Linked DNA regions of Mus musculus: region 2 is linked to region 1. The links are chromatin loops, found by intact Hi-C in ENCODE. Cell type or tissue: heart. All regions are shown on one strand.

The links. A loop is a pair of places that touch in the nucleus more often than their neighbours do. Peaks named below come from ENCODE experiments on the same cell type or tissue, not always from the same donor. Only the 100,000 strongest peaks of a DNase experiment are listed, where the experiment ranks them.
Region 2: a loop joins it to region 1, with 2.3 times the contacts of the local background. A loop is called at or near these places in 2 of 42 quality-filtered maps.

The regions. Positions count from the first base shown.
Region 1 is chr5:98,184,409-98,186,908 of GRCm38, reverse strand. It overlaps Prdm8 (PR domain containing 8), which reads right to left. Exons shown (of 4, transcript NM_029947.2): 3 at 2,220-2,448; 4 at 1-1,885. The coding sequence ends at 267. It overlaps A730035I17Rik (RIKEN cDNA A730035I17 gene), which reads left to right and starts at 925. Exons shown (of 3, transcript NR_153823.1): 1 at 925-1,865; 2 at 2,141-2,191. In heart, a CTCF peak has its summit at 1,472 (motif pointing left); DNase peaks (open chromatin) are centred at 788 and 1,558; H3K4me3 peaks cover 1,978 bases; H3K27ac peaks cover 682 bases; H3K27me3 peaks cover 2,500 bases.
Region 2 is chr5:97,328,857-97,331,356 of GRCm38, reverse strand. The region is part of intron 1 of Gm33969 (a long non-coding RNA gene); the gene reads right to left. Among named protein-coding and RNA genes, the nearest start is that of Gm33969, 4.2 kb to the right of the region's middle. In heart, a CTCF peak has its summit at 1,137 (motif pointing left); no DNase peak of the experiment used is centred here.

The sequences.
Region 1 (2,500 bases):
CCTGTGCATCGTGTGCGTGCGTCCGTGTGTGCGTTCGTGCGTGCGTGTGTGTGTGTGTGTGTGTGTGTGTGTGTGTGTGTGTGTGTGAAATTAAACATTTGGATGATGAGGCTCCTGGCGAGGGGAGGGACCTGTGTGTGCACGTGTTTGGTTGCAGTGTTTGGGGGCATAAGGTAGTGGTGGATGTCATCCTCGCGTGTCTGCTCCTGCAGGTGGCTTGACTGTGCGTGCACACGCGTGGAAAGCCGGAGTCTTTTACGCAACAATTAATTATGCGAGGTCATGTGCCGGGACAGGTGGTGACGCTCCCTGAAGGACTCGTTGCAAATGGGGCACTTGAGTTTCTCCTCCCGCCGCCGCTTCACCAGGGGCTCCATGGCATACTCCTTTTTGTGGTGAGACCGCATATGGTACACCAGGTCGGAGGTCATGCGGAAGGAGGCGTTGCATTTGGCGCACCAGTTCTGCGCGGGCAGACACAGCGAAGTGAAGGAGGGCGGCAGCAGGGTGAGCGCGGAGGGCAGTTGCAGCTGCAGGGGCCCGGCGGCGGCCGCCGCCGCCGCTGCCGCCGCAGCCGAGCTCTTGGGCCAGAAGGCGGTGGCGTAGAGGAAGGGGCTCTGCTTGGGCAAGCCACCGCCACCGCCGCTCGCCAGGGGCCCGCAGGCTCCGTTCAGGTCCGCTGCCCCCTGCAGCTTCACAGCCAGCGGATCGGCGGCGGCCGGGTAGAGTCTGGTGGGACCCACGCCGTCTCCCGGGTGACACGGCTCGAGAGCGCCCAGCTTCTGGCCGAGGACCAACGGGGACAGCTGCGAGAAGGAGCGCGCGGGCTGCGAGAAGGCGCTCTTCCGCTCGTCCGATGCGGCCGTTTGGCCGCCCCCCGAGCCCCCCGCAGTCCCCGCGGTCCCCGCGCCGCCACCGCCGCCCAGCTGCGACACCGAGGTGAAGGCGCTGCCGCGCGCGGGGCTCCCGCCCTCCAGCCGTCCGGGCAGAGAGCCTCCGGGACGCGGAGCCAGCAACTTCTCGGGGGCCCCAGGCGACCCCGCCGCGGGGGTGGACGAGCCGTTGCTGCCGCCGCCGGCGACACCGCCTCCCGCGTCGGGGTCCTCGGCCGTGCCCCCTGCGCCGTCTGTCGCCGCCGCCTCCTCCTGCAAGCCCACCGCGCGGCCCGCCTTCTTCACCTCCACGAAGGCGCTGCGCTTCGCCTCGCCAGTCTCCGGGCTGGGCGGCGCGAAGAGCCGGCCGTTCTCCTCCAGGCCGAAGTAGCTGCCGGCGGCGCGGTACTGCTGCGGCGTGCACACCAACTCCTCCTTGGAGGTCGCCAGCGGCCTCTCGGAGAAGCGCGCACGGCCGCCCGCCAGCCCCGCGCCGCCGCCCTCCGCCGCCGCCTCCTCTGGGAACCGCCTCTTGCCTTTGCAGCCGCCGGTGGCGACGCCGTCGGGACTCAGCTCCGCCTCCTGGTGGCCGCTGCCGCCACTGCCGACGCCCGGGGCCGCTACGCAACTGCTGCTTCCCCGGGAGTTTTCCAGTTCCCGAGCCAAGTTGTGGAAGTCCGTGGACGGCTTGGCGCTGCCGGCACCCGCGGAGCCCGGCGGGTTGCTCGCCTCCGGGGATGACGCGGGGTAGTGGTGTATGGGGCCGGCTTTGCAGAACTTGGGGCCCGGGATCAACGGCGCCTCCTGTTGCTGCTGCTGTTGCTGCTGCTGTTGCTCTTTACCACCGCCGCCGCCGCCGTGGTCCTTAGTGCCCAAGCCGCCCCCTTGCTCGTCTTGGGGATTCGCATCAGTGCTGTGAAGTCTCTTGGGGCAGCGGAATCGCAGATGTGCCACATAGGGGAACTCAAACTGGAAACGTTGGCTGCATTCCAGGCATGTGTAAGGAGACGACCCTGCTTAGTGAGCAAACACACACACACACACACACACACACACACACACACACACACACACACACACCCCACATGGTTAGTTAGCATCGCCCCTAGGCCACTTAGCCATCCTCCCCATAACAAATCCACTTTATCTTTCTGGGCTGAGTGCCCAAAAAAATGAATACACTATCCTATTTGGTGCAACTTACTTTCTTGATTTGTGCATTTACTAAGTCAAACGCTCCCCAACTTTTCCTTCCCCTTCTGTCCTAGTTCCATTCGGGACAACACCTCAGAAGCTTCGTCCACCCTATGATGTGCAAGGTGAGCCCAGGCACCCGAGCCAACCTACCGTTCATTTTGTGAGCTCTAGACGGGCAGAGCAAGAGCAATTCAGTCAGTTCTTTCCCGTACCAAACTAGTAACTCTTCATCTTTGGCAATCCTGCGGAGAGAGCGGTAGAACAGCTGTCCATTTTTTATATAAGCTTCGAGATTCTGTTCTTCCTTATCTCGGGCTGATTGGACCAGCCGCAGCCACATGAGACCTTCTGAGGAACCATTTGCCGCCGAAGTGTCTACCTACAGTATTTAAGAAAGACAAGAAGAGAGGGATCCACGTGAAAGACGGCAA
Region 2 (2,500 bases), 860 kb after region 1:
GAAATGGAAAAATACAATAATTAGTGCAGGGAAAGTATGATTTAAGGATTACAGACAGAACAAACTATGGCTCACTAAGGAGCATATGTAATACTAGGTGGAGAAAGAATACTCAGTAAAGAAATACAGTTGGGTAGAGGTCCTCTCTCTGAGTCTGGGATTCAGACTTCACTAGAGAAAGGAATAGAACTTATTGTCGAGCAAAGAGATCTAATGGCTTCCCCAGGCCAAACTAATGGAAGGTTATTGCATAATCAAAAACTCCTCCAGAGTACAGAGCTAAAACTGGTAAAAGACTTTGCAGTCCAAACTGGAATACCATTCCATGGTGCCAGTGGTCTGAGACCAGCAGATAGGTGGCCACAGTGGAGAGGAATAAAAAGAAATTCCTGGGGTTGGGTCCCTTTGAGTTTTTCCCCCTTCCATGTTAGCGTGTCATCACTGTTTGAGGCTTGTTTAGGCAACAATGTCAAACCGTAGACACCTGGGGAAAACTGAGAGTGGAGACATGGTCTTCCACAGGGAAGAGCCCTGGTTCGGTTATCTGAGATCATATGCCTACGGATAACATTTTATGTACTGAAAAGGGTGTGTTTATGTATTTAGGAGAGAGAGAGAGAGAGAGAGAGAGAGAGAGAGAGAGAGAGAGAGAGAGAGAGAGAGAGAGAGAGAGAGAGAGAGAGAGAGACTGTGTCTGCATAACAATAATTAAAGAAAAAGAGGCCATGAATTTGAGAGCAAGCAAAGGGGGTGGAGTGAGGAAAGAGAAAAGAAGAAATATAATTATGTTATTATTTCAAAAGAAATGAGTGTTAAAAAACTAAAATAACTAAAAGTCTCTTAAAATGCACAGAATTAAATAGTAAAACATTAAAAGCAAGAAAAATTCTCCTTAAGGGATGAGGCCACAACTGTAAAGATATAGTGATTACAAAACATCTTAGGGATCTGCTCACAGGAGTGCCAGTAATACTTGACAGGAAGCCATTCCCAGGATTGCCACTGGAGCCCAATGGATGCATGTACCATTAGATGTCTTCCATATGTGCTATTGGCAACCCTTCATCAGCACTGAGGAGAAGCATCTGGAAGCACATTGGAACTGTGAAGAAAAGCCCTCGTTATCCTCAATGTTCCTATAGTGACCCCTACTGATACAGAAAAACATTATGTCAACTGCAAAGGAAGTGTTGAGGGCCCTGTCTCCCCCAGTACACAGTGTGTAATAACACATGGATTAAGAGCAGAGGAGCCAAAATGTTTCCATATTAACCCTTCTCACACATATGATCTTTCCTACCATAATAAGAATGACTTTAAACATATACTTCCAAAAAAAAAAAAAATACATAGCTATCCTACTTGAAAGTATCAAAATTCTTACCCCATTCCCAAAGCAGATTGCATTCCTGAAGTCATGAATTTGCTGCAGGCTATGCTAACTGTTCTTCAAATCCTGTCACAATTCCATAGAATACCAAAAGGCTAAGTTATGAGGGTAACTGCCACCAATGAGTACCAACAGGTAGAGGTAAAAATGAAGGAAAATAATGAATGGTTGCTATATGGCAAGGCTTCAAACTGAATAGTTGGAATATACATGATGGCTCTTGCTTCTTCATTTGGTCACTATATACATAGATGACTTCCTGTTTCTGATATCACTGGTTTATTTGCCTGGCTGATAGCCAGGATCTCTGCTAGTTGATTCTTCACCTGGTAGAGTAATCCAAATTCTCATTTCCAAAAGATCTTGTCTTCAGTCAGGCTGCCCTTGTTGCTGTTGCCATAGCTGCAGTTTTTCTGATGATTTATCTATTAGGCAGGAAAGTATTAAGAGGCATCTTGGAGAATCCACCCGAGCCTCACTGCTGGCTTCTCTTTCATCACCAGGCAGTCATGTCAACCAGATCCTCAGCTTCTTTCTTTTCTTTTGCATATTTTCCTCCTAGTGACATAAGAACTCCACAGGGGCCAGGTGGGGTCATTGCTGTATACACTGAGGGAGCCATAGGCTCTTGTGTCATCTGCCTTGGTGTCTGAGATCCACAGGAGAGCAGAACTGACTGATCCAGTGACAGGAAACAGGACTCCTGAGATGGGTTCCTATGTGTTATTTTGAGAACTCCTACATTCTAACTCTTAATTCCCAGATGCATATATTCCTAGTAAGCCATATCTCTTTTCAGTTAGAGCAGCTTACTTCTGAGTGGTGAGTAATGTGGGGAGGTTCATTCATCCTATCAATGTGTGCTCATCGATGCCTTTTTTTGCCCTTTCAAACAAGTCTCTTGATCATATATGTGTAGAATAAAATGAGTAAGACAAATAATTCTGTGGCAGAAGAATTGCAGTAAAGATAGGCAATTCTATCTTCAAAATACATCTATTGCAAATCTCCAATTTCTTTAGAATGGAACACATTAAATGCAATTAATTTGCCAGCAAGGTTTGGTTTGTACACCCTGGAGAAAGTGGTTTGCTAAGGACTCCTTGTTTC